Regions from separate parts of the Homo sapiens genome. Here region 2 is linked to region 1. A link is an interaction called in ENCODE POLR2A ChIA-PET data of the cell type or tissue named here. Cell type or tissue: Panc1. All regions are shown on one strand. Links, peaks and the distances in the headings refer to the core of each region. The heading gives the core; the rest is flanking DNA. Region 1 has its middle 84 kb from the start of CENPF. Region 2 holds the start of KCNK2 (potassium two pore domain channel subfamily K member 2).

The links. ChIA-PET counts read pairs that join two places held together with the same protein. Peaks named below come from ENCODE experiments on the same cell type or tissue, not always from the same donor. Only the 100,000 strongest peaks of a DNase experiment are listed, where the experiment ranks them.
Region 2: POLR2A ChIA-PET joins it to region 1 with 15 read pairs; 2 of 35 experiments call an interaction of 5 or more read pairs at or near these places.

The regions. Positions count from the first base shown.
Region 1 is chr1:214,680,017-214,695,126 of GRCh38, forward strand. No RefSeq gene overlaps it. Among named protein-coding and RNA genes, the nearest start is that of CENPF, 84 kb to the left of the region's middle. RefSeq lists an enhancer at 3,557-4,218. In Panc1, for the core only: no CTCF peak of the experiment used is centred there; no DNase peak of the experiment used is centred there.
Region 2 is chr1:215,077,074-215,092,183 of GRCh38, forward strand. KCNK2 (potassium two pore domain channel subfamily K member 2) reads left to right here and starts at 5,664. Exons shown (of 7, transcript NM_001017425.3): 1 at 5,664-6,358; 2 at 9,295-9,605. The coding sequence starts at 6,313. LOC124904511 (a long non-coding RNA gene) reads right to left here and starts at 5,251. Exons shown (of 2, transcript XR_007066878.1): 1 at 5,017-5,251; 2 at 3,109-4,886. RefSeq lists an enhancer at 6,022-6,544. In Panc1, for the core only: no CTCF peak of the experiment used is centred there; no DNase peak of the experiment used is centred there; H3K4me3 peaks cover 1,552 bases; H3K27me3 peaks cover 1,798 bases.

The DNA of each region.
Region 1 (15,110 bases), core at 5,540-8,039:
AAAACACAGCAAGCATCACTACTTGCATTATTCATTCTCTATTTACCATGCATTGGCTTAAATTTGTATTGCTTATCCTGTCACATCCATTGTCGCTAAATAGAACATACCCTAAAATTTTTTGTAGATTTGGTCATCCCTAGCACACTACCCTGCATGGAGAAAGCTTTAATAAATAGTTATTGATCACTCTATAGCTGAACAATTAATTTTGAAGAACTGAACCATAATTGCTCAAAGTCTAGATATAGATTTTTTTTTCCAATTGGAAAATCAAGAATGTAATTGTGGTCTTAGATTTTTATAAAAAGAAGAAAACTCCAGAGTTACGTGAGTTTTATTTTTAAAGCAGCAGTAAACATGATCACCTCTCAAAACACTATATTTTACTTAAACCTTAGAACAAACACTTACTGTAACCTAATTAGATGGTTTATGCTTCCCTAATCTACTCATTTCTATTCCTGCATTTAAACTATTTCTAACATTCCTTGGACTCTTCCTGATTCCAAGTCCTACCTAATCCCGTAACACCCAATGTAAGTCTTGCTTTTTTGGTATAGCCTTCTGCAACCACCTCCTTGGTTATCACTTCCTCCTGGGATGATACAGTGGCCTCCCATTTGGTTTTCAGTTTAAGCACAACAGTGTAACAGATGCTGTATTTCTCTGTATATTTCTACCTCCTCATCATTTCTTTGGGGAGAGTGTCCTACATGTTTTTATACTCCCAGTTCAAGTGTGGGGACCAGTCTATAAATATTTACTGATGATTATTACCTGGATGACAGTTGCTTCTCTCTTTTACCTGGACACAAGAAGCATGAGAAATTGACAAAGATGTACTGACTTCCCAGTCTTAGCCCTGGCTGGTAGCAAGAGCTACCTTACAGGATTTGTTTTTGTTAAAGCCAGACTAAATACATCTTAAACAACCACGTCTTTTTCCATAGCTGCCTCAATTGATGGATTGGGCGAACATCTCACAGAAAATTCTCATGTGATTAATCTTGTCCCAGAATCCACAGAGTTATTCTCATTATCTCTTGGATAGAGAGAAAGGTACACAGACAAGCACTTTCCTTCCACTTGTTAGCCATTGTTTACTTGCCATTTACTTATTTGCAAATAAGTAAACCACTTGTTTACTTGCCATTCAAAACAACTAATTCTCACCTTTTCTTTCAGATAAGTTCAAACAGTATATAGTTCAAGGATCGAATCACAGAAAGGTCAATAAATTGATGCCCGGGGAGTTGCATGTATTTCATCTTTTCTCTTTTAATAAGACTACCTTATATGACTTTGCAAGTACAATAGGACCTAATGTATCCATTCCTTATAAATATTGGATTTGTGAAAATGTGTGATACACTGTAGACAGATTACCATCTGTCTTTGCATTATCTGGGAAGAACATGTTTTCCAAATGAATTAAAAATGATAAATAAGATCAAGAGGAATTCTTATCACATTAACTTTTAAAGTTTATTTTTATTTTTTAAGATTCCATCTTTGCTTTAAATTTTTTTCCTAAGCTAGGCATGGTGGCTCGTGCCTGTAATCCAGGACTCTGGGAGGCCAAGATGGGAGAATTGCTTGAGGCCAGAACCTCGAGACCATCCTGGGAACATAGTGAGACCCCTACCTCTAAAAAAAATTTAACTGGGCCTGGTGGTACACACCTGTAGTCTCAGCTACTCAGAAGGCTGAGGTGGGAGGGTTGCTTGAGCCCAGGAGTTCGAGGCTGCACTGAGCTCTGAGAATGTGCCATTTGCACTCCAGTTAGGAGACAGAATGAGACCCTGTCTAAAAGAAAAAAAAAAAGGTTTCCTCTTTCATCTATAGTAGTTTATAAAACCTATTTTCTCTGCTTCAGACCTCCCCTTCTATCCTTGTTTTGTGAAAGAAATCATGTTTCTGTTTTGTGATTTGGCTCTTGGCTTTCTCAGTAATAAGCACTTGAGGGATACTGGAAAGTTAGAAGAAGGAACTAGCTCCTTCTTGTTTGCTGCTGGTCAGCATCACCCTCAGCCTCTCTTTTTCACTCTGGCAGTGGCAGTCTATTTCAGTAGCAGCATCTCGATTTAGTTTACAATTTTCCCAACAATCACCAGCCTCATTGTACTCCCTTACAGAACCAGCAACAGTGAGGTCCTTCTTCCAAGTTTTTGCTTTTTTAATTTTTTTACCCTGAGATGGAGTCTAGCTTTGTCACCCAGGCTGTAATGCAGTGGCATGATCTCAGCTCACTGCAACCTCTGCCTCCCGGGTTCAAGCAATTCTCCCGCCTCAGCCTCCTAGGTAGCTGGGATTACAGGCATGTGCCATTATGCCCAGCTAATTTTTGTATTTTTAGTAGAGATGGGGTTTCACCATGTTGGCCAGGCTGGTCTCGAGCTCCTGACCTCAAGTAATCCGCCCACCTCTGCCTCCCAAAGTGTTGGGATTACAGGTGCGAGGCACAGCACCCGGCCTAGTTTTTGCTTTTTAATAATTTTTACACCTTCCATTTGTTCCTTTGGACTTAAGAGTGTAGTAGTTGCTTACTGTGGTTGCAAGTTTGGGAATCCTCTGTGGGTTTTTTTTTTTTGCATTTTCCATTCTTCAATATTCAGTTAACAATTCTTTATATTAAATTCACCTTGTTTAAATAACTAGTAGCATTTCTGTCTCTTGACTGGACTGTGACTGATACAGATCATATAGGTTGTCTTATGTATTTGAAGGTTTATATATATATTAATATATATTTTTCTGTCTCTCATATATATGAGTATGTGAGACAGACTCCTATTCTGTCACTCAGGCTGGAGTGCAGTGGTATAATCACAGCTCACTGCAGCCTCAACCTCCCAGGCTCAAGTGATCCTCCCACCTCAGCTTCCCAAGTAGCTAGGACTATAGGCACGTACCACTGTGCCCAACTATTTTTATTTTATTTTATTTTTTGTAGAGACAGAGTCTCTACAAAATGTTGCTCAGGCTGGCCTTGAACCCCTGGGCTCAAGGGATCCTCCTGCCTTGGCCTCCCAAAGTGCTGAGATTACAGGTGTTAGCCATTGTGCCTGGCTTAAAATTATTTTAAATAAATCCTTTAATCCATATATTTCACCTTTCCAAATTTCCACTAAATATATCTGAATTAGTGCCATATTGTAGAAGTCATTATTTCCCTCTCTATAATCACCTATATTTCACCTTTCCAAATTTCCACTAAATATATCTGAATTAGTGCCATATTGTAGAAGTCATTATTTCCCTCTCTATAATCACCTATATTTCACCTTTCCAAATTTCCACTAAATATATCTGAATTAGTGCCATATTGTAGAAGTCATTATTTCCCTCTCTATAATCACCTATATTTCACCTTTCCAAATTTCCACTAAATATATCTGAATTAGTGCCATATTGTAGAAGTCATTATTTCCCTCTCTATAATCACCTATATTTCACCTTTCCAAATTTCCACTAAATATATCTGAATTAGTGCCATATTGTAGAAGTCATTATTTCCCTCTCTATAATCACCCACTTACCAGCTTGATGCTAATACTGTACCTCAAGACTTAAAAATAATCCAAAAATTACCATTTCCAGCAAGTAAAAATTGCTATTGTTCTGTGTTGCCCTGTCCCGACACCCTAGAGAGAGAGGATGACTTGGAACAGTAATATCCAAGTCAGCCCCACTCTTGTGACATTTCCAAATCACAGGAGGGAGCAGCACAGGCCACTGAAATTCATCACCCCCAGGAAGCGGATGACCCTGGGCCTTTCTTAGCCCTGCCAGGGGGAGGAGTAGCCCCAGGGAGAGCCATAGAATTGACTTAAATATTCCTTTCAATGTGGCTCAGCATGAACGTGAATGGATTTCAAGGATAGAAACTTTGGCTTGAACTTGGCTATTCTGAGGTCAGAAGAAAATTTCTCCCTTGAGAAATCTGTGCTCTGTGCTCAGAGGTGGTATTTGTGGCTCTTAAACATTTGATAGCTACTTTTGCTCCTCCATCAGATTCCCCCCCCCATTGTGGGCTGGTAAGCATGAATTCATTCACAGTAAGTTTAATAGAATTTACTAAGTGAAGGCACAGCTGAGTTACAGAAAGGAGAAAATGCAACGTTTATTAAGTGTCTTCTATGTGATACAAGAGCTGGGGGCTTTCTTGACAGTAATTCTGTGAAGTAATGGTTTGATCTCTATTTTGCAGATGATGGAACTGAAGCTCTTTGAGTTAATTAACTGAAAGCCATCCCTCTAGTCAAGGACAGACATGTTCCTTAATTCGGGCCTGTGCTTCTTTAAATCCCGCATTCTGCCCACTATATCATACTTGTGCATGTTGACAGGGAAAATAATTGGCTTTAACAATTTTTGAACGTTCTTCGAGTCAGAAAATTATTTGGAATACTGAAGAAAAGAAAAAACATGGGCATTGTGTTAGAGATCCACAATCTAATGGCCCACCCATTTTTCTAAATAAATTTCACTTTTTTGGAACAGTTTTAGACTTACAGAAAAATTGAGAAACTGGAACAAAGAATTCCCACATACCCTACGGCACAGCCAGTTTCGCCTATTGTTAACATCTTATATTAGCATGACACATTTGTTAAAGTTAATGAGCTACTCTTGATACATTTTTATTAACTAAAATCCATAGTTTTCCCAGATTTCCTTGGATTTTTACCTAACATCCCTTTTCTGCTCCGGCATCCCATCCAGGACACCATGTTACATTTAGTCATGATCGCTTCTTAGGCTCCTCTTGGCAGTGACAGTTTCTCAGACTTTCCTTGTTTTTGATGACTTTGACAGTTTGACAGTTTTGAGGATTGTTGGTCAGGCATTTTGTAGGACATCTCTTTACTGAAATTTACCTGATTTTTTTTTTCATGATTTGAATGGGTTAATAGATTTCTGGGAAGAAGATCACAGAGGTAAAGTGACATTTTCATCCCATGATACCAAGGGCACATACTATCAACATGACTCATGACTGTTGATATTGACATTGATCACCTGGCTAAGGTAGTGCTTGTTAGGTTTCTCCATTGTAAAGCTGCTTCCCCGGCCCCTTTCCGTAGCTTGCTCTTTGGAAGGAAGTCAGTATGTGCAGCCCACACTTAAGGAGTGGAGAATTTTGTTCTTGCTCCTCCAGGGTGAGGTATCTAAATAAATTATTTGGAATTCTTCCGCATGGGAGACTTTTCTCTCTCATTTATTAATGCGTTCAATTATTTATTTATATTATTGTGGAACGATGGGTATTTCTTTCATCCTTTAGATTTTAATCCAGTACCATTTTATTTTTTGCTTACATGATTCCAGCTTTGGACACTGGGAGCTCTTTCAGTTGGTCCCCGTGTCTCTTTAACAAACCCTTTATCCATGCCTTTTTTTTTCTTTGAGCACTTCCTTATTTTCTGGAACTTGTTTCTTGTTCCAGGCTCATCTTGTATATTTTCTGTACCTCTTATTGTAATTCTATAGTTTCATATATATATATATATACACACATACATATATATATACACATACACACACATATATATAAATAACAACAGAAAAAAAGAATTTGTGCTTTAGGAAAAGCATCATGATGTGGAATCTCCTCACCCGCTAGTTCTACTTTTAGAAACAGTTTAGTAAGTCAACTGCTCTTTAGGAGTTTCAGAGATGGAAAGAGTGACAGACTTTTAACTGTGCAGTGTCTGACTGACAACACTGAGTTTTTTCTTTGCCTATGGACATATTTTTTAATACTCATAAGAAGAAAAAAACATCGGCTTGCAGCTCTTTTGATTTCCTCTGAGGGTTCCCCCTCTCTTCCTCCTTCATTGGCTGAAGAAGCACAGATGAATGTGAATGCTTATTAAATAATCACTTGTTACAAATAGCTGATTAGGATTTGGGCTATGTCAACAATTGTTGCTTGCCAGGCTTTTGGCAGAGTTCTGATCACGTTAGGTTTTAGATAATCAATTTATTCTAATACAAACCATATTGGACGGTGGAGCTTTTATGCCTTTTTATTTCCTTTAAACAGCCTTCGGAAGCAAATGCTTATTATTTTGAAATGCAGCCAAATTCTGGTCACCACAGGAGTCCACTGTTAAGATGAAGCTCCTAACACATTAGATATTTTCTTGGCTTAGGCAGAAACACTTAAAACATTGGACAGAAAACTGATGTTTTTGATTTCCCTTCCTATCTTCAGATTATTGGAGTTTCATTAGAAAACTGATAGTAACCTTTTATTTGATGAAACTCTGTCTATAATTAAACCTTCCTCTTCCTGCTTTATTTTGCCTACAGTTTAGGTAAATAAAAGATGCCCAAGAATTCAGTATTCAAGTACAGTAAAAAGTAGCAACCATGGGGTAGGGACAAGTCCAGAAAAAGGGAGGAGGTGGGGGGGTTTTCTGGGAAGATGTCAAATAAAAATTGACAACCAGAATGCAGTGAATTAGAAGGGTGATTGTGCTGAGACGCTGAGCACTGAGCGTAGAAGTTGTTTAGGGCCCTCCATGGGACGGAGGTCTATAACAAAACCATGTTCTAAAGGTCACTTAAGGATAATGTCAACAAGACAAATATTTTGAGATTTATGGGGTAGTAGAAGAACGACAGGACTTCAGATAAGCACCTGTGGATAAGGGTCAGAGGCATCTAAAGTTTAAGCAAAGATGACAAACTGAAATACCTGCAAGGAGTAGAGGTGACTTACATGCAGAGATACTATTGATAACATCTAACAGCTGATGAGGCACCAACACTTCCCAATCAGAAACCGGGCCAATGGGTTCCCTGTGCCACTAGAATTTCTTCTTTATCTGCTGAATGTTAGGAGAGTCTGGAGGGTGCTCAGAGGTTGGGTCTGGAACAGTTGGCAAAGCAGAGGTACATTTGGAGAGATACATTTAGGTAAACAAAAGATACCCAAGAATTCAGTATTCAAATACAGTAAAAAGTGGCAATCATGGGGTAGGGAAAAGTCCAGAGAAAGGGAGGAGGCGGTGTTTCATTGTAGTACAATGCTGAATTACTGTATTAGTAGGGTTCTCTAGAGGGACAGAACTAATAGGATAGATGTATAATATATATGAAGCGGAATTTATTAAGGAATATTGACTCATACGATCACAAGGAGAAGTCCCACAATAGGCCATCTGCAAGATGAGGAGCAAGAAAGCCAGTCTGAGTCCCAAAACCTCAAAAGTAAGGAGGCTGACAATGCACCCTTCAGTCTGTGGCCGAACACCGGAGAGTCCCTTGCAAACCACTGGTGTAAGCCCAAGAGTCCAAAAGTTAAAGAACTTGGAGCCTGATGTTCGAGGGCAGAAAGCATTCAGCACGGGAGAAAGATGAAGACTGGAAGACTCAGCAAGTGGGCTTCTCTCACCTTCTGTCTGCTTTATTTTAGCAGTGCTGGAATTGATTAGGTGAGTCTGCCTCTTCCAGTCCACTGACTCAAATGTTAATCTCCTTTGGCAACACCCTCACAGACATATCCAGGAACAATACTTCGCATCCTTCGATCCAATCAAGTTGACACTTAATATGAACCGTCACATTTACCAACCATCTAAATTATTTCAATGTTTTAACAGCCTGTTTGGCTAAATAGATGTGTGCTAGAGAGCTATCACTTTCCACGTGGGTAAAGTGGGCTCTATGAGGAGACTATAGAGTGTGGTGCGGACTGTAGTAAGCTTGAGCAGCCTGCGCAGCCTGCACCCCTGAGTGCATTGGAACGGAGTCCAGTGGATTTGTATGTGCATTGGAAATATCCTTTTTTAAAATGACTCTTTTACCCTGTGCAGATGAAACAAAACACATATGCAGGATGGTCATGGGCATTTATCGTTACATGAGACTTCATACCCAGATTTCTATCTTAATAGCTAATGAATTTTAACACCAATGCTTCAAGTAAGAAACCTCAGGGTTTATTTTAACCTTTTCATTCATTTCTCTATTTCTTCATTTATTTATCCAACACTACTGAAGACTACTTCTTTTTCCTTACATTTCACATCATTTATTTTCTAATACCTTTATTGTTAGGCTATGCATCTCCATCTCCCAATTAACTCTCAGAACAGTACCTAGCCTTACTTTCCTGCACTTTGACATCATACAGTGATGCTTATTATTTTGCTTATTATTCTCAAAATTCATTTTTTTGTATTTCCATTTAATAATTATTGGACAACTTCCATGCACAAGGCACCATGCTAGGTGCTGGTATAAAAAAAATTATAAGACAGCTTCTTATAGCCATCGAGGAGCTTGCTGTCTAACTTGACTCAACTATCCATCGACAAAGTCTTATTGAGGTTCTGGCTGCCATCGTCTTATTTAATCCTTAGAGATGCTGATTGAATGGTCTTCTCTCTCTCTCTCTGTTTACCCTCTTTCCTCATGCTACCATAGTGATTTCCTCAGCATCTCATATCAGGGGTGTATTAATCAGGGTTCTCCAGAGAAACAGAACCAATAGGATACAGAGAAATAGATACATAGGTAGATATATATATATAAATATATGAGAAGATTTATTATGAGAATTGGCTTGCAGGATTGTGGAGCTCAGGAAGTCCCACAATATGCCATCTGTGGGCTGGAGACCCAGGAGAGATGGTGACATAATTGAGTCTGAATCTGAGGCCTGAGAACCAGGAGAGTTGATGGTAGAATTCTCAGTCTGAGGCTGAAGGTTTGAGAGTCAGGAGCTGTGATGTTTGAAGGCAGGAGCAGATGCATGTCCCAGCTCAAGTAGAGAGAGAGTGGGAATTCATCCTTCCTTTGCCCTTTTGTTCTATTCTATTCTAGGCCCTCAATGTACTGGATGTTGCCCAGCAAAGATCTTCTTTTACTCAGTTTACTGATTCAAATGATGATCTCCTCTGGAAACTTTCTCACAGACACACCCAGAAATAATGTTTTAACAGCAGTACAAAAAATTAACCATCCCAACGGCCTCATTCTTGTTCTGTGTCTCATAGTCCTTATGAAGTCCCTGGACCATGTCATCTCCCAGTCCCTCCACACCCTCCCCCTTTCCCTTTGTGGCGTTCAGACTTGCTTGGTCAATCCAAATTCCCTTTCCCTTGCTGAGCCCTCCTGCACCCTCAGATCTCCCACTTCACCAGGAAAATGTTTATCAACCCAGTGCACTAAGGCCTATGGCTTTCTCTGAGTCTTTATAGCTGAGATCACACCTCATCTGGGGAGATCCGTGCCCTCTGCCCTTGGCTGGGACATACTGTTAACACGTTTCCTAAAGGATTAGGTGCAATGTGAAATGCCACATCCAATAAGGGAAGGACGCTGCTTGACAAAAAGGAGCACCAGACTGACTTAGCAAAAGGAACTGGGGAAAAAGACAAAAGAGAGAAGGGTAAATGTACTTTTAATTATAATTTTTAAAAGGAAAGGCTTCCCTCTTCTAAACTTCTAAGAGGCTGTGAACAGTGGTGAGTCCTGAAGCAGCTCTGTGCAGGCCACACCATAGAGATTGGTCCGTTTCACAGGTGGAAGAGAACGATGCCTTGGATTCCATTCAAGTTGCTTTTTCCCCAGTTTACTGCCAAACCTGCGCTAAGTCAAGCAGAGAAGACATGCGGTAAGGTTAGATGAGTGAATGCCGTTCTTCAATGTGTCTCTTTCCCAGATTTCTGTGGTCAAGGCTATTTACATGGAAATGAGGGTGTGCCAGGACCTCTGATCTGGTCCTGTTGCCTTTAAGGGATTAGAGTGAGAAAGTGGCCATGTCAATTTTCAGAGATTCACTTACTGCTATATAAAGAAATTACTGCCATACCAAATATTATGTATTGAATTTTGCCCCCCATCCCCCAAAGATATGTTGAAGTCCTAACCCTGGTACCTTAGAATGTGACCTTACTTAGAAGTAGGGTCTTTACAGGAGCAACTAAGTTGAAATGAGGTCATTAGGATGGGCCTTAATCTAATAAAATGCTGTCCTTAGAGAAAGTTGGGACAGATACAGACACGCAGAGAGGGAAGATAATGTGAAGATACACAGGCAGATGATGGTTAGATGGCAGATGACTTTGCTAAGGCAGTCATAGAAAACTAATACTCCTCCTTTACTTTGTCAACAGTCCCACAGCAGGTCGGCCTACAGCCTACCACAGGCCAACTAATACAAAGTAAGCTGCTTCTGCTTAGAGAGTATATTGCCGACACATTTGGACACAAAATCAGTATTCAGCTATAGGCTGATAACACCTTCCATGTTACAATACAGGTTCTAGATACAGTATAATGCCCTCTCTGCTATTCTAGAGCTGCACTGTCCAAAACACCATTAGCCACATGTGAGTGTCTAAAATGAAATTTCAGTTCAAATGATTAAATTAAAAATTCTTAGCCACATTAGCCCGATATCAAGTGCTCAATAGTCATGATGACTTGTCACCGTATTGGACACCACAGATGTAGAACATGTTCATCATTGCAGAAAGTTCTGTTGGACAGTGCTGTTCTAGAGAATGAAATATTCTTTTCAGTTGGTTGTACTGGTTAACTGAGAAATACCACATATCCTTTGAAAAAAGAAAGGAAAGAAAACAAAAAAGAAGCTGATACAGTTACCTCTAAAATAGTGCTTTCATAAATCTGAAGGCATGTTATAGTTTTGAAATATTTTAGGGGTAGGAGTATGACTTTCAATACTCACTGTACTGACAGAGGGCCAGAATGTTGGCAAATGGAAAGCTGGGTTGATTGAATGCTAAATAAATCAGCATTTTCTGTCTCAACTATGGCCCAAATACAAAATCTAACCACTCTGGGGAATAATTTAGGAACATTTAAAGTCATTAGGATCATTAGATCTGACTCAAGTGATGCAAAATAAACAACCCTCCCAGCCCGATTTGGAATCAGTTCTACTGCCTTCAAAGTTGAGGCTAAGTCCTCTGAGCTTGAATATATGACAAATGTTTTTCTTTGTTTGGCTATGTTTATTCTCACATCTATTTTTTTTTTCAGTGTTTGTTTCACTGAAAATGATCTATAACAATCTATAACCCTAATTACTTATTGTCTCAGAGCCATAGGACTGTTAAGGACTGGGTAGTATAATTTGTCTCTTTGCCTCCAGTCTGGAATTCAACTGAGCAGGCTGTCTATATATTGCTGTGTACTGATCCCCATCCTTCATGAAAACATAATCAGCTCCAGAGGATACCTAGTATGATATTACTAGCACCATTTTTCTTGCTACCTCATTTTTCGTAATGGAATTTTTACATTTTTTCCAGATCTTTGGGTCAGAGTGACATTTAGTTTGCCCCTCTGACTTCTAGCTGCAATTTTCTTTGTCTGAACTACACAGAGGGAGACAAAATATCCCTTTTTATTGTGGTTAGAGGTCTCACCAAGGAACAGTGGCAGGAATGTAGCTCTAAATTCTTAAATAACTAAGTGATACTTTATAGACAGAGGAGACTTCAAAAATATTCTTCACTGACTTGGCTTGAAGAAATTAACACACTCTTCTATTAAAAAAATTCTGTCTGTACTTAAGAGAAATGTGGTGTTCTAAGTTTTAAATAAATTGCTGGAGAAGGACCTCACCCCAACTTCTAAGCAAGGACAGTCATCCTACTCAGTTTTATTGAGAACAGTGATTTGGATGTTTATTTCTTTTGTTCTACCAAAAAATGTTGTGTCAGTTGTGTTGCAAGAGATACAGAGCTGGCTGGGCTCTGATAAAGCTTATTACGATGGCATGATGAAGAGGAGGATATTCTCCTGGAAAAGCAGGCTGGGACTCTGTGAAGGCCTTGTTAATTCCCTAGAAAAGCAGGCCACTGGGACGCAGTGGGATTCTCACCTTTCCAAGACCAGCAAGCCACTGATATGATTGGCAGATTATTATGTCAATTAAGATTAAAGAGGAATAGATGAAACAGGAGAGAGAAATTGAATAAGAGAACATTTTCTATGTAGAGGGTAGAGATGTTTTATTACATTTTCTAGCTGCTTCTCATCCTAGCCAGTCTGTCCTTCCCTTCAGTATGGAAGATACATGGCATTTCCCATTTTAAGAAATCAAAAAACAAAAATCTAAGCCAAAAGACCCTGAGCATTTAAGAAGAATAGCTAGTATGAAAAAACTTTCTAAATTACCAAAGTATAAACATACAAGATTTCTTTGAGTAGTGAGATTTGGCCGAAATCTTTGTTCAGATTTTATGCAAATCAATTTTGTTTCTTTTCTATCTAGGTTCTGGATATCTCACTATTCACTGAAGCTGGTTTACCATGGGCTGCTCTTTCTGTTATTATGGGGTTTTTATTGCAATTTATAGATAATTCTTAATCTCTACTTCCAAATTTGTAACTGCAGCCCAGATCTCTTTCTTGGACTTTAGATCCATGTATTCGATCCTACTCCACTTGGTGTCCCAATGGACAAGATTCCAGTTGCTTCCAGCATTCCAGTTGCTTAGCCCCAAAACCTGGGAGTCAACCTTGACTCTTGTTTTTCACATCACACATCTACCCAGTCAGGAAATTCTCTTTCAAAATATCTCCAGTCTGTCCACTTCTTAACTCTCCTACAGTTACCATTTGCCACCACCATCTCTCACTTTGATTAGTATTACGCTAGCCACTCAGCAGTTCTCTGCTTCCATCTTTACTCTTTATAGTTTCTTGACCTAGCAGTCAGAGTTTTGGAGCCATTGCAGAGTTTTTAGCAGAGGAGTGACGTGATCAGACTTACTTTTTTTTTTTGAGATGGAGTCTAGCTCTTGTTGCCCAGGCTGGAGTGCAATGGCACAATCTCGGCTCACTGCAACCTCTGCTGCTCAGGTTCAAGTGATTCTCCTGCCTCAGCCTCCCAAGTAGCTGGGATTACAGGTGCCCACCACCACGCCTGGCTAATTTTTTGTATTTTTTAATAGAGACAGGGTTTCACCATGTTGGTCAGGCTGGTCTTGAACTCCTGACCTCAGGTGATCCATTCGCCTTGGCCTCCCAAAGTGCTAGGATTACAGGCATGAGCCACCACACCCGGCCCAGACTTACGTTTTAAAACAACCTCCTTTTTCAAATATCACTGCTATGGTTCAGAGATGGTGTGTTTGGTCCCACCTAGTCTCATGTTAAACTTTGATCCCCGGTGTTGGAGGTGGGGTCTGGTGGAAGATGTTTGGATTGTGGGGATGGATCGCTCATGAATGGCTTGGTGCCATTCTCATGGGAGTGAATTGTCACTCTAGGTTCCCACAAGAATTGCTTGTTGAAAAGAGCCTGGTACCTCCTCTTCTCTCTCTGGGTTTCTTTCTCATCATGTGATAACTGCCCCCTTTTGCCTTCCACCTTGAATGGAAGATTCCTGAGGCCCTCACCAGATGCAGATGCTAGTGTCATGCTTCTTGTACAGCCTGCTGTGAGCCAAATAAACTGTGAGCCAAATGAACACTTTTTCTTTATAAATTACCCAGCCTCAGGTTTTCCCTTATAGCAATACAAGTGGACTAAGGCAATCACCCACTCGGTAAAGCCCACTATAAACACCTGATTTAAATGACAGGCTATCTTTCCTTAGCATTCTCAATGACATTAGCCTGATCAATTTTTCACAGTACTAATTGCTTTTTCTCACAATATGTAATTCACCCATTTATCATGTTTATTGACTGTCTCTCATCCCCCACTCCTGCAGAATGTAAGCTATATGAAGGCAGACATTTTGTCTATTCACTGATATATTCCAAGTATTGGAATTATACGTGGCACACTGTAGGCAGTACATGAATATTTGTTGAATGATTTTAAAATATTTTCTTTGTAACCCATCCAAGAGTCTTCAAACATGTACAGTGAAGGTGACATTCTCCCCCTGCTCCTTAGAAATATTGACCAGGTGCTCTAGCTTTTCCATTTAGAGTTAGATAATAAAAATCCTTGAGACAGTTTTTGCTACAGGGACAGAATTATTTCAGGGCTTTAAATGGCCCACTTCCATGTAATAACAGTCAAATTGAAAGTATTTCCCCCGTCCTAGCTTTTGAGTCCGTAATGAGGAGGAAGCACAAATGGCTCTGGCTCCACATCCCCTGCAACCTAGTTCTACTCCTCCAACCCAGCTCACTAGCCCAGGCTTCTGACTCCTTCAGAATTGGGAAGAAGGAATTAAGGAAATGCACAGTATTCAGAGATTGGTATTTTCATGATATGTTCTTAGTGTTCATGAGGCTTGGCAAATATAAATCCAGATCTTCCCCTTAGGATCCATTTTGCGGGTTTCTAAAAAACTCCTCATTGGGAACCTCCAATGACTAGTCCTGTGATGTGGGATGCGATTGGCCACTCAACACAAACTCTCAGTCTGTGGGCATCTGGCCTCCCGCCCCGCAAGATTCTCTCTGGTAAACCTCTTGAGCAAGGTCTCTTTGAACACGGCTCCAGCCTGGCTCCCACAAGACCCACAAAAGCCGTGGTTAGTGGGAACCTCTCCTCCATCCTCGCCTGTGTGAAAATGCAACTCTCTCTCAGGGGTGTCCACTTTCCCTGAACGCTGCCCCTTAGCCTGGCTGAGCCATGGCATCTCGCCTTTAGACTTTTCAGCTCAATCAGAGACCAGCCCATTAATTAGACCCTTAAGCCTCTCACTAGATCTCAAGGTGCGGGGGGAAAACACCCCTCTTCTTCCCCTTGTGGGAGAAACAGGGCCAGAGAGGGGATGCAGAACATAATTACAGCTTCTCCAGAGAAATTCCTGCTCTTAAGTTTTTCAACTCCAACCCTGTTGGACTCCTGAGATAGGTGATGGACTAGGGATTGACAAATGGGTTGCTGAGTACCCTGTTTGCAAGTCTTGTGGAAGTGCCTGGGGCCTATTATTTTGTTGTCAGCCAATGGGAAGATCAAACAGAGATAGAATGAGTCATATTTCAGCACCCAGCTTATAAGTTTAAGATGTAAAGGTATGAGTTGAGGTTGTCAGGATATCCTCTAATTCTCCCTGTTCCCACACGCTGCCCCATTCCGGGCTCAGAGACTTCGTGTGGCTGGCTCCTCCTTCGTTTCAGGTCTCAGCTTAGGTGTAGCTGTCCTCA
Region 2 (15,110 bases), core at 4,843-7,342, 400 kb after region 1:
CGGTATAGAGCAAAAGTTGCTTTTCTGAGTGTGTCATAGGCCCATGCCTGAACCAGTTGAGAAGCTGAGAAATTCTGACTATATTGGTTGAGGCCCAAGACACACACTCCATTCACAATCAGGGATGAGTCTCATATAAAACACAACAGGTATGAGAAGGGGTGGTAAGTGCCTTTGGAAGGACATCAGAAAGACATTTCATCGAAGTACTGCCTAACTGTTGTCTCTCCCTGAGTTTTTAGTAAACTGGAACTTCTAGGAATATGCCTACCCTCTCTGTCACCACCCACTCCCCACATCCAAAGGGACGCAGAGCCCTGTTGATCTACTGGCAACTCTCCAATCTACTCCCAACAATATCACTATGAAACCCTCACCTGGGCTAAAGCAATAATGTCCAAATTCACTTATCTACATGCTTACATTCTTTGTTCACCTTCTACCTGTTCTGCACATAGCAACCAGAGGGATTTTTTTAAAATGCACTTGATGAGATTTCTTCTGCGATGAAAATTCATCCAGGTCTCATTAATTAAAATCCAGATGCCACCTGACCTGGTTTCTACCTGCCTCTTCAGCTTGATTACTGTCCACCACCAAGCCTCACTCTCTGAGCTTTCCAAATTCTCCCAGCTTCTTCCAACTGCAGTCTTCTTCCGAGCTCTTCTCTCTGTTGGGGAAGCCCTTTCTTTCCATTATGCTTTTCCCTTTCCACCCTTGCTCATCTCATCTTCAGAATCTAATTTTTACATCACTTCTTTACACCAGCCTTCCCTGACCCTCTAGAAGTAAATACTCCCACTTTACCTCGTGCCTTCTTCTTATGGCTTATCAGAATTTTAAGCACTCAGTAAATATCTGATGAATGTGATTTATTTTTCATCTTCTCATACCTGTGCAATTGTGTTGCTCAGAAGATTAAATAAGTGGCAAGATTCATTGCAAGGGTGTCCAGCCTTTTGGCTTCCTTGGGCCACATTGGAAGAAGAATAATTGTCTTGGCCTCACATAAAATACACTAACACTAATGTTAGCTGATGAGCTAAAAGCAAATCATAAAAAAACCTCGTAATGTTTTAAGAAAGTTTATGAATTTGTGTGGGGCCACATTCAAAGCCATCCTGGGCTGCATGTAGCCTGCAGGCCGCAGGCTGGACAAGATTGTATTATAGAGTTGGAATTCATTGGTGTTCTTGCTTGGTCAGGAGCTCCCCTGGTTCATATGGTTGATCAAACGCAGGAGATAATAAAACTCTTTTTAGAACTGAATTGGTCTGTTCTCACAATGCTATGAAGAAATGTCTGAGATTGGGTCATTTATATAAAAAAGAGGTTTAATTAATTCATAGTTCCGCATGGCTGGGGAGGCCTTAGGAAACTTACAGTCATGGCAGAAGGCACCTCTTCCAGGGCAGCAGGAGAGAGAATCAGTGCCAGTAGGGGAAATGCCAGATTCTTATAAAACCATCAGATCTCATGAAACTAACTCACTATCATGAGAACAGCATGGGGGAAACTGCCCCCATGATTCATTTACCTCCACCTGTTCCCACCCTTGACATGTGGGAATTATGGAGATTACAAGTCAAGGTGAGATATGGGTGGGGACACAGAGCCAAACCATATCAGGAATGGACATACTGAACACATAAATGCTGTCTCACTTTGATTCTTACAACAATCTCTTGTGAGTTCAGTGTATTATCTCCATTTTATAGATGAGAAAACTGATGTTCAGAAATAAAAAGTGACTTCTTCAAATTCACATGGCTCAGAAATGGTAGAGGCAGAATACCCACAGACGTCTCTTTGACTCCAAAATCCTAGATATGATTGGAACTGCAAGAAAAGGCAGTGACATTCTCATTTTTTAATTTTAATTTTCACTATGACATTTTGAATAGGCCAAGGTCAAAAATCAAAATAAACATAAAAGTGAAGTCCTGTAGATTTCATGCTGCTAGTTGGAGCAGAACAATAGATCTGAAAGCACCAGAATAAGGGCAGTATGGAATTTTTGGAGAACTAAATTTTTTAATTATATAATTTCAGTTTGCTTATTCATTAAATTAAAGTTAAGAGGTGTTGAGTAGTCCTGCAGCATGAAATAAATGTATTCCATCTTTTCTTTCTATTATACTTTCGATGGGGCTTATATATATTGAGTGAATTAGTCCATTATTGCATTGTTATAAAGGACTAGCTGAGACTGGGTAATTTACGAAGAAAAGAGGTTGGATTGATTCACAGTTCTTCAGGCTGTACAGGCAGCATGGTTGGAAAGACCTCAGGAAACTTACAATCATGGCAGGAGGTGAAGGGGAACCAGGCACATCTTATATGACTGGAGCAGGAGGAAGAGAGTGAAGGAATGATTTCACTCAGATGTTTATCAAACACATATTTAGTACCAGATGCTAGTTACTGCAGATATTAAAAGTGCTTACATATTTTTAAGCAACCAGATGTCATGAGAACTCATTATCAGAACAGCAAGGGGAACGTCTGGCCCCATGATCCCTATCACCTCCCACCAGGGCAATCCTCCAACATTGAGGATTACAATTTGACTTGAGATTTGGGCAGGGACACAAATCCAAACCATATCACTGAGTGATGCAGGAATAAAGCTAAATGGGATAAACCATCCTATTTCCTCATTCCTCCAGCTGCAATGACATACAAATTAGTATACTACATTATTTTCCCTCTTACTTCAAACAGCATGAGTAAGTCTACATTTGGAACAAGAGGGCTTTTAACGGGGGCAGACTGTGGGAGGACTGGGTGGTTTCTTGATTCTTTCAAATTATTTGTGAGGCTGAGCATTTGGCTTGTTGGGATGATTCCTGTTAATGTTACAGTCTGAAATTTTATCTTTTTATCTTAACATCTCTGTAAGTTACATCACTTCTCCCCCAACCCCCAAGCACCCTACATGAATGTGGGGCCTAATAATGAAAATAATACAAAGGGGAATGTGGAGGACAACTGCTATGTATGAATTGATAGCAAAAAGCAGGGAAGATGGCAATCCAGCATTTGGGATTCATGATGAGACCTAAGTTCCATGAGTCTGGAAAAACAGAAGCGCTATGCAAGCATATATCAAAACATATTTAATTTATTAAACAGGCATATTCAAACTATTAATCTCCCAGTCTAGTAAGCATTAGCCAGTTTGACAGAGGACTAGTGCTGGGCAAGATGCGGTTAAATTTGCAGAAAACTCGGAGGGGGGAATGAAAAAGAATAATCGAATTGCGAACAAAATGGGAAAAATGAAAATAATATTCAAAAAAATTTGAGGAAATTTCATCTGGAGAACAAAGAGCCTATGAGACAGGGTAGAAAATGATTCAGAATATAGTGAATTCATCTCATTTCTCATGTATGTAGGGTATACCCTGGTTCCAAATACCTGGAGGGAGACCAGGTGAATATAAGAAAATGTCAGCTATTTAGTAGGAATAACGATTTCACTCAGATGTTTATCAAACACGTATTTAGCAGCAGATGCTAGTTACTGCAGATATTATGGTGAACAGAGAGATATGGTTTATGCCCTCACTGAGCATACAATCTAGTTTAAAGAAGCAAAACATCATGTGACAAGTATAAAGATAGATGAAAGACGAGTTGACCTGGGAAGCAAATAGTAAAACACCTGACTGGCCAGGATTCCAGGGAAATTTCTGGGCAGCATGGAGATTTGCAGGGTAACACCTGTGATGGTTAGTTTTATGTGTCAACTTGACTAGGCTACAGTGTTCAGTTATTTAATCAAACACGAATCTAAAATCTAAGTGTTGCTGTGAAGGTGTTTCATAAATGTGTTCAGCATCTACAGTAAGACTTCAAAACGAGATTGCTCTAGGTAATGCTGGTGGGCCTATATCACAAGCAATTGTGAGCCAAAAATTAGATTTCCTGGAAAAGGAGAAATTCTGCCTTAAGACTGAAGCATCGACTCTTGCTTGAGTTTCCAGCCTGCCAGAGCTGCCCTGTAGATTTCAGAGGGACCTTCCAGCCCCCATCATCCTGAGCCAATTCCTTAAAATAAATCTGTTACCCCACACACGTACACGCAAATGTGTGTGTGTGTGTGTGTGTGTGTGTGTGTACATATGTTCCATTTCTCTAGAGAACCTTACTGATAAAATACCTTAGTCATGTAAAGTTGGTGTGTGTGTGGTGTGTGCACTGAGGGAAGGTAACTGCCCAGGAAGACTTAGAATGAAAAAGATTTAGCCAGATCAGGAAGCACATTATAGGTGACCTAGAGACTTTGTAAGGATTGTGAGAGGATCAGATTCACATTTTAGAAAGGACATCTGATTGTATTACTTTTGAGCACATAAGTTGAGAAAAATGTGTTTGAATTCCAGCAGGAAGGATATTAGGAAGATTTTTTTTTAATAGGGGAAAGAGGTGCTGAATGTATTCTGGAATCTAGAAAAAATTGCATTTTTATCATTGACGGTAACAGTTTTGCAAAAGATTTACAAGCTTTTTTTCCCCTACAATTACGTCTATATTTTTCACTAAGAAGTTCTTGTAACTGGGAAAATACTCCAATCTGGCCGAGCAGCAGTTATGGAAGAAAAACTCTAGCAAACAGCAGTTGGGATGGGAGGGTGGAGGTCATCAGGGGATTCCCGCTGAGAAAGTGGGAAGGAAGAGAGTTTAGAAACGGATTGAAGTTCCACTACATCACGTGTGTTGTTAGAGAATTCGCCTATTACGACGACAGCAACGTCTGATCTCCTGGCTTTCTTCCCCTCCTTGGTGGGTTCCGTTCCGTCCCCCTGTCGCTGCGAGTTTGGCTGTCCCTACGCCGGGGTCTTGGAGTTTGGGCGGGGTCTGGTACCTGCCAAATACGGATCCTGATGGGGAGGAGGTCGGGGAGCGCTAAGTTCAGGCTGGAGTCTGAGTTCTCCCACCCTGCTGCTCCCACCCACCGCGCTTAGAAACCTATGTTTCCAGCAAAGGGGTCTTGCTCTGAGAGAACCTAACCGGGTTTTCTTCCATTCCCTTTGCATCTCTAGATGTCTTCGCCCTGGCTCCAGGTGCGTTCCCCATCCTTTTCGGTCCCGGACGTTCTGCAGATTATAGCGCCCAGCTCATGTCCAGCACCGCCGGAGGTGAAGTGGGGCGAGCTGGTGACTCCTTAACCCTTCCCGAAGGTGTAGACTGGAAGAAGCCAGGGTCTTCATTACCTCCCCTACTCCAGGGCTCTCAAGGCGCCAACGGGGACACTTCCCTGTACAGGTCTGGGGGGCCACGAGGGCGAGGAGGACGCCCTAGTGCAGGGGTCCAAGGACTCGCGTCCCAGAGCTTGGTCCCACACCCGGTCCCACACCCCGAACGCTGGTCGGGAAGGAGATAGGATGCAGCGCAGTGTGATGTGGATGCCAGACAGCGAGAGTGAGGATTTTGCGGGGTGGGGATGGGGGTTAGTGGAAGGGGCTGAGAGGGGAGGAGGCAGCAGGTGAGCCAAGGGGTTGTGCCCCCAGGAAGAGGGAAGAGAGGATCTTTAGAAGGGAGCATCTTGCAGGGGCGACGCAGGCAAGGGTAGGGCTAGGAGGAGGTGCGGGGAAGCAAGCCCTGGCGGTGAGACAGGAGGGGGAGGAGGCGAAGAGGAGGGAGTTCCGAAAGGAGGGAAACGAGCCGGCAAGGGGCGACAGGAGCGAGCCGGGAAGGGAGAGCAGCGGAGGGCTGCAGAGCTGCGGGCGCCCGGACCGTGCCACACACCCCCCGCGGGGCACGGAGGGCATTGCGGGGGGAGACACACAAAGACATGCGAAGAGGGGCTGAACGAGGCTCGCGCACAAAGACGCCGGGGCGCACGGCAGCTGGGGCTGCACCCACCGCCCCCGCGCCGCGCCGTGCCGGGGCCGGGCCAGCGAGCAGCCCGGGGCTGAGCGCGTGGCGGCGGCGGCGGCGGCGGCGGCGGCGGGCAGGCGCGGGACCCGGGTCGCCCGCGCTCTCCGGGTGACCCGGGCCCGGCAGCAGGCGCGCGCGGGGGCGGCGGCGCCCAAGCCCAACTTGGCCTCCGCCTCGCCCTCTGCCCAGCCCGCCGGTGTCCCCTCCTTCCCGCGATTTCGTTTCTTCTCACGCTCCCCCCCCCGCCCCCTCCCGCGTCCAGCCCCGCTCTCCCCACCTTGTAAAACAAAGCCGGGGAAAATGCCTGCCCGTGCAGCTCGGAGCGCGCAGCCCGTCTCTGAATAAGAAGTGAGTACAATGGCGTGTTTGTAAAAAAAAGCTTCAAGTCCGTCTTTTTCAAAAAACATTTTGAATGCTGCATGCCTCATGCTTCCCAGCGCCTCGCGGGAGAGACCCGGCTATAGAGCAGGAGGTGAGACCCCCCCTCCGGTACCCCCACCCCTCTGGCCGCACGCTCTCCTGCCCCAGCCTTTTCTGGGAGGACTGCAAATGCCCCCTCTCAGCAAGCGGCCGTTTCCCATCTTCGCTTCGCGTCCAAAGTGTTGGGTCATAATCTGGATTTGGAGGCAAACCCTTGCCAGATCCTCTCCACGCCGCTTCTCCCCCCTCTCCCGCCGGTGCCCGGGGTTTTTGCATCTGCCTGAGGTATGGGTTTGGAACACCTTGGGGGAGTTTCCCATGGAGAAGGAGGGTCAGCCCTTGGGAGTAGCCGGCAGGCAGGACTCATGGTGACCCCGGTCACACTTGTTGCCCATTGCCTGGTGGGACAGGCAGTGGTGCTGAAAAAAGCTTGCTTCCGCTGCTATTCAGTGGTCAGTCGCCGCTGGAGCGAAGACATATCTGGGTGAGAACAGAAGACCGGGATTAACAGAAGACTGTGATGAGCTGGGGGAGGGGAGTGGGTAGTGACGGTGCTGAGTGTGTGTGGAAGGGGCAGCTTCTCTCCCTGATCATACATCAAATGGCGTGGAGGTGGAAACCAAGAGGTTCCCTGTATTAAAGATAAAAGTCTGCTTTTATTTTTTAAAAATATTATTTTGGTATTTCATCAGTTTCTGTCCATTCTGTCTGCCAAATGTACATTACATATATTTCTGCTAATTAAAAAATAAGGCAACAGCTTAAAAGAATTAAACTCCTTCTGGAAATGTATTAGGTTAATGCACACACACACACACACACACACACACACACACACACTCTTAAAAATACCTGCCCCTTTCCCCAAAAAGCATATAATGGCCATGTGGCAATGTCTTAATGGAATTTCAGATTGGGATTTGGTGCCATCAAGGTAAACAGTCTTAGTGCTTTCTGGTTCTGCAGAGTGTAAACCACTGATGTGAAAAATCACAAATAGGAGAGCACAGAGATCTGAGGAGGAGAGACTTGGAAATCTTCATTTAGAGAGATAATTGTGGAACTTCTATGTGATTTTTTTGTTGTTTTTGTTCCAAAGATGGCTAAATTTTAAATTATGACTTTTGTTTTTCACTCAGACTCACTAAGCAGCTAGGAGGTTGTGGGGAGTCTGCAGATTATAGTGATTTTAGCTATTATCAGCACTTCCATTTTAACAGTTTTTTTTAATTATAGCATTAAACACATGCCCAGTGCTAATTTTGAGTGAAGGTGTCTTTATAAATATTTTAAAGGTATCTACTAGCTTGTGGCTTTATTTGGAACAGGTGAATGTATCAGGAGAGAAACATGTGCATTCCTCTGTGTAGTAGGTTGAACCTTAGGAAATTGCTGTAATAAGCTATATGTACATGGAATCTCCACTTGGAGCCATGGGTACAGAAACCTCATCACAGCTCTAATTTCATCTCTTCCAAATCAGATCCATTTGGAGCTTTGCTGACTGAGGATCCTGCCTTCTGCCATCATTTTACAACACTACTTAGGTCTAGTGTTTTAAATATCTTTGTTTGCAAAGCTTCTTTTTGATGGGGAATTACAGATGTATTTTATGAATTAAAACTATGGTAGCCTACAATTAACTCACAGTGTTAGGTAAGAGGGCAGGGTAGGTAGCCATGTGAAAACTGGCATTTTTTATTAGCTTCTCATACTGAAGTAATTTCAGATGCCTGTAGGGTATTTGAGTGCAATTCCATGGAGATTTCTTATATACTTACCTGAAAGTGTGTTTTAGATAAGATTATCATTTTATAATCTATATTATATACACGATAGCAAGTTTACTGAAATCTGTAGCAATTATGGACTTTAAGCTGATTATTCTGTTTGAGTTGATGGTTTTTAAAAGTCTTATTTTTCGGCCATTCTATTAACCTTTTTTAGTTCAATGTTGTCTTTCCACAAAATGTCCTGTAGTAGGTGTTTTATTTTCCTCTTAGCAAGTAGAAGTCTAGTATCTCTTATATTTTTGAAAAAGAAATCCATTAATGATATTTTTGAACAGCTGTGATAAATAATAAATGGATTTATAGTCACCTCCGACTATATGGCAATTTGTTAGGGAACCATATAAATCCACTCTAATGGAGCAATTAGCTTTGAACAGAGCATGTAGACAGTCAAGGTGTGAGCCACGGTTTTCATTTTTTTCTTGATATTGTTCACATTTGAAAAGGAAGTTACTTGTCTTCTCTAGGTTGTGCCTAGGATTGACACAATGATTAGCAGTAACTTTTATTGGTAAAACATGTCCAAGATTGAAAAACAAAATACAGAGAATGTTTCATCATGAGCCCACTTTGGAGGACAGGCAAAAAGACAAGATTCGACCATCGAGTGGTTTATTTACCACCATGTTTTACCAGAAAATGATGAATGATTTATTTTGAGTAACAATGTTTGGATCACAAATTCTTTTATAATGCAATTCATTTATTGTAATAAATTTTAAAATGAAAATAGAGAATGTTCTTTATATTGCTTGCTTGTGATATAAAGTTCTTGAGAACGAGAATAACCATGAGCCGTCTTCCTGAGTATTCAAATATCTAGTTAAGTACCATCAACTCTTAGGAGTTCAGTATCTCTTTGTGGACCGGCACAGTGGACAGATGTAAATTTAGAAATTGATTAAGAAGCCCTCAGGCATTCTTTTCTTTTTTTGAAGTTTCTTGGTTCGACTCCAGTTTTTTTCCTCTCATTTTGAACTCCAATAGCAGCAGAGAGCACAGATCCAGCCCCCTTTCCTTGAACCCATATATGTGGTCCTGAGATCTAGTGACAGCACTCCTGGTTTGGGTTCCAGAGCTTCCACTAGGAGAGCGAGCGGAATTCAATCAACCTTCTCTGACCCCTTAAAGAAGAAGCCCGACCAATTCCCTTCTCATCTCCTCCAACCTAACCCTCATTCTCTGTTGTTGTCAGTGGCGGCACCTGACTTGCTGGATCCTAAATCTGCCGCTCAGAACTCCAAACCGAGGCTCTCGTTTTCCACGAAACCCACAGTGCTTGCTTCCCGGGTGGAGAGTGACACGACCATTAATGTTATGAAATGGAAGACGGTCTCCACGATATTCCTGGTGGTTGTCCTCTATCTGATCATCGGAGCCACCGTGTTCAAAGCATTGGAGCAGCCTCATGAGATTTCACAGAGGACCACCATTGTGATCCAGAAGCAAACATTCATATCCCAACATTCCTGTGTCAATTCGACGGAGCTGGATGAACTCATTCAGGTAATGGCATGGGAGGAGTTGTTACTCTGTTCCCCCAAATGGGAAATAAAGTGATAGGAGGAGACAACTTGTAGCCCAGTGTATTACAGGTGTGCTGGTGGGAGCCCTATCCCACCTCATTTGCCTTAACATATAGCTCTTTTCCCCAGTTTCTTTGTCTCATTTCCACTTCTCCTGCCTATATTCTCACTTCTGCCACTTTTTCTTCTCTTCCTCTTTTAGTTCTCTCTCCCAGTGTTCCTTCACATCCTCTTCTGCTTCTGTTCTTCTGTATTTCTTTCCTGTTGTCTTCCTGCTTTCTTTCCCTTTGCCCTGTCTTAGAAGTGCCAGTGGACATCCATGGGGTTGGGGTTACCACGCTGAAGGTCCTCATGGTTAGGATAATCATTGTCAACTGAGAAACATTGCTGTGGCAAAGGGGAGGAAAACAAAATATACAGAAATGTGCTTTAATCTTGGCAGTGGCCATCATAAGATAGAAAAGATGAATTCATGATGTGACCCTCTTGAGATGGGTACCGCTCAGGTCAATAAGTTGTAGCTTACCTCTGAAGCCAAGGTATAACTTTGATGACTACCTTTTTAAAGTATCTGCAGATAAGTGATTAATTATTGCTTCTCTAACCCCCAGCTAAGAGAAATTTACTAGTACACAGAAAAAGAGTTTTTGAATAAAACTAACTTAGTTCTAATTTACTTTATAATAGCAGAACAATATCCTTACAGAAAAACATTTTTGTTTTAAAAATTAATCACAGTAAGTTTCAGTTAGGCTCTTTAGAGATGGCAGTATTCTGGTTTTTGTAGATTTCTTTTGCATAAAACAATTCATTGGTCAAATCGGGATCTTAGTGAAGAAGAAAACTTTAGAATTTTCTCACAAGGAGTGACTTGACTGGTTGTTGAAAATGTTTTAATTGTATACACATTTGTTTTCCTATAGAGCCCACTTTTCTTACCTGATTTAATTCAAATTGGAATGGAAATTATCTGTGAGTCATCATCTGAGCATGTTCTTTCTTATTTCATATTTGGTTTTACATTGTTTGAATGAGTTGGAATAGTGGACTGAGGGGAAAAATTATTGTTGGCTTTAATCCTGCTTTTTGTTTGAGGACCCTTTCTCTCATTTCCTCTTGCCATGGATCTCAAGATACTATCTCTGCCCTTCATAGTCCTCTCAATTTACAGCATATGCATACACGTTCTTATTCAAGTTTTATTGAAAGATATCAAAACTAGTGTTCTCTGACACCTATTTAGTTTCTACCGCATTCAGAAATTTCTGCATCTGAAAATTTGCCTTAAGTTTTGAAAATGCTGTTCACTTATATACTGAATTCTCTATGATTTTTAGATGATGGTGACCTTTTTAGTATTGGCAGTGAAAGTGTCAGCTAATATTATTGTCCCAACTGCCCCCTTCCCTGGTCCCATGTAAGATCACTTTCACTTCATTCTCTCTTTGGGCCACATAGACCTATGAGGTACTAAAAATCTTTGAAAAATCCCCACTTCCCTCGGTTTCTGAAGAAGAGCTCTTGGATATCTTGGTGGAGGCAGCATGGTGTAGCAGTAAAAGCTTCAACTTTGAGAGCAGGCAGGATGCGTTTTGAACTGCAGTTGAGTGCTTTATTAGAAGTGTCATCTTAAACAAGTAGTTTTCCTCTTTAAGCCTTAAATGATCTATCTGGAATGAGGAAAGAGTATCTATCAAGTAGGGTTGTTGTGAGGTAAAGAGATAATCCACATAAAGTGTTTCGGTGCTCAGAAAGTGTTAGATTTGTTTTCTGTGGTTATTGTTTTCCTCTCTTGTCCCTTCATTGGATTGTAGCCTCTGATTCATGTAGTTGCATTCTTATCACCTGGAGTGAGATGCTTGGTTGGACAGGACAGGAAAAAAAAAAAAAAACCATGACCAGCGTTTCAGGACAACACTGGAAGAAATTATGTGTGAATTTGAAAATGGTCTCACCGTCCAGTATTACCCAGATTTATTCAGAACTCTAAAGATAACTTGAAGGTCATGGCAGGTAGGAGCAATCTGGTGGTGAATACTGATCACTTTTTGCTACATTGTCTTTGAAATGGAAACAAGCAGAAATCAAAATATGACCTAATTTTTTTCTTTATGCTCTGCATTGGCAATCCATTTTAGCTTTATTAATTTTCTCTGCTGATTATTTTTGCTTCATAAAAATCTTTTTTATATCAATTCAATATTTTTCAGTGCAGAAATTACCTTTTATTTACTCTTACACTGTTCACCTTTATAATCCAATGGTTTTGATAATCATTTTTTCTTTTTAAACATAATTTATTTTGATAAAAGAAATCATTACAATGCCATGACTTCAAGGATCAAGATTAGTGTGTAAACAGGGAGGAAGGTAAATAAGCCAATAATCATATATTAGAATTACACTTCCTTCATATGATTCTTATAAATTTCCCAATCTTTTTTTTCACATTTATTTTCCCATTTAATCATCCCTTAAAACCTCGTAAGTCTATCTATTGGGCAGCAATACCACAACATTAAGGATTAGATAGCATCATTCGGATGAGAGTTCAGATCTTCAGAATCTTTTGGTCAGGCATTTTTCCTAGAAGTCTCTGCTCTTTTGGAGCTTACCTTCTTTCAGTGCTGAGGGGGGAAACAGTTGGAGTAGTTAGCATTTCAGTTCTAGTGTTGTTGAAGAAATTCTGCTACATATTATGGAGAGTGAGGACAGAGGAGGAAGTGAGTGGTCTGACAGTGGGCCAATATCAGGTGCAGTTAGTCTAATCTGGTCTCAGGCATTAGGTTATTAATTACTCCTCTGATTGGACTATAGCAACTTGATTTCATGCTGTGGTTGTGTCTCAGGGTGGGGTTGGGGAGGTGAGGGAAGATATGGGTAATGGAGCATTAAGGCAGATGAGATCAACTGCTTCTTTTGTTATAGAAGCATGTGTGTATGTACTAAGTGTTGTTTTTGGCACTGGACCTTCAAGACAAGGTTGAGGAGGGGCAAAGACATCAAAACAGATACCTTTGCCAATCTGACATGTTTTGAGCAATATGATTTTCAACTCCCATTACATTTAAACTAATGTGATGTCAGTACAGAAACATATATGGCAAATTGTTCAGGTTTCTTTTTCTTTTTTTTTTTTTATTTTGAAACAGAGTTTCGCTCTTGTTGCCCAGCCTGGAGTGCAATGGCGTGATCTCGGCTCACTGCAACCTCTGCCTCTTGGGTTCAAGTGATTCTCCTACCTCAGCCTCCTGAGTAGCTGGGATTGCAGGCATGTGCCACCACGGCCAGCTAATTTTGTATTTTTAGTAGAGACGGGGTTTCTCCGTATTGGTCAGGCTGGTCTCGAACTCCCGACCTCAGGTGATCCACCTGCCTCAGCCTCCCAAAGAGCTGAGATTACAGATGTGAGCCACTGCACCCCGCCTGTTTAAATTTTAAGAGCCACGGATACCATTAACAATAGCCAAAATTTAATTGGCACTTACTATGTGCAAGGCATTATTCTAACTATTTACCTATATTATCTCACATAACTCTCTTAAACCACCGTAATAGGTAGGTGCCTTATTATCTGCTTTTACCTTATAGGGAAACTGAAGTAAGGGGCGCTTCAGTTTCCAAGAGTGCATGGTGGAAGAACTGTCATTCAAATGTTTGGATAAACTCTAGCACTTACTTCTGGTATTTACTGCTTTTAAAAATAATTTAATAAATATTTGATGTAAAGTTTCCTGTTATTCCATATGTTAAGGTATAATGAATATTATAGTTCTCTGTACATATAGCATATCTTTCTTTCCAAAATGAAAAGTATATAAACTGAATCTTAATATTCTTTCTGGACAACAGGATTATATCAGCATTTTCCCATTTAAATGTGGCAAACCAGTAGAGGATGGTCACATTAGACATATCTGGTCTTCATTTATTTCTGTGTTAGTTGAATCAATTATAAGGTTAAAAGATAGAGTGAAATCTATGATCTATATATTGACAATAAAAATATCTTATAGGACATTTGACTTTTTTGTTTTCTAATTTGAGCCCCACTCCTTCTTGAGCTAGGTTGGGAAGATATTCTATCTGTTTTGTGGTGAAGAAACTGACATGTTTGGACAAGGTCATCTGGTGGCCTCAGGTCTAGATCTTCAGAGTCTTCCTGCTGAAGGGATTATCTTCTCTTTATACTAGGCATCTCATTTTCGTTCATCCAGTGGCATTTACTGAGGACCTCCAATGTGTTTACCTCAATGGTGGGTGTTGAGCCATTTAAGATGATGGAAAAAAAACACATGGCTTCTCTCAAGGCGCTTCTTCCTACATGTCAATCAAAGGAGATAGCTATTAACATAGGTACAATAGCATTACCGTAGAAATACTTACAGACTTGAGCTGGAATCCCTACGTGTTGGGGCCCTGAGGAAGAAATTAAGCATTTAATGAGAGGAAGATACAGAAGATGTGAAAGGAAACTTGATTTTAAGGTGCCTCATAGTGCTCTAGGGGAAGACGAGGGGAATAGTGGACATTCTAAGCAGAATGGGCATGGTATGCTCCAGTAACTGAATATCTGGGTGTGAGGGGCAGGGGCATGAGCAGGTTTGACAAAGTAGACCATGGAGCATTGTTCCATACCAGGGAGGTGGGCTTTATCCTAGGCCTACTCCTCCACTTGGTGTCAGTTTTGTGGGCACTTGGCTGTGTAGCAGAGGATACTCGGAGCTACAGGATAAATAAATAAACATGCCTTCTCTAGAATACCAGTGATAGTGGCCTTTAAAAACAAAACAAAACATTGTTTTATATTAATTCCATAATCATTCATTCATTCAAAAGCATTTGTTGAATGCCTACTGTGTACATTGTCCTAAGTGCTGAAAGACAGTGGAGAATAAAATCAGAAGAAAATTTGTACCATCCGTGAGTTTACATTTGCTGGGGAAGGTAATATGTTTGATAGAACAAGTTTTGGGAGAAAAAGTAAAGCAGTGGAGAGGGCTTGGAAATGTTGGATGGCGTTGGTGATTAATTCCAGATATGGTCACTAAGGAGGCTTCACTAATAAGGTGACTTTTAAGTAAAGAGTGAGGGAAATAGCCAAGTAGCTGTCTGGGGAATAACACTTAGGCAGAATGCTCACCACATACAGAGGTTCTCACCGAGGGGAGAGTTCCTGGCATGTAGAAGAACTACAAGGATGCTGGGATGGAGAGGTAGAAGGTGATGTCAGGCAGGTAATGGGGGCCAGGTCATGTAGGGCCCTGGAAGTCATCATCATAAGGAGTTCGGCTTTTTGGTGCAGATAAGTATCCAGCTCCGGCTTACATTTCAAGAGGATTTCCCTGGCTGTGGTGTTGAAAATAGACCACACAAGGCAGTGAGTAGAAACAGGGGAGGCAGGCAGGAGGCTGTTGTAATAATCCTGGTAAGAAATGAGGGGGGCTTGACCTAAGAGATTGTGAGATACGATCAGATTCTGGAT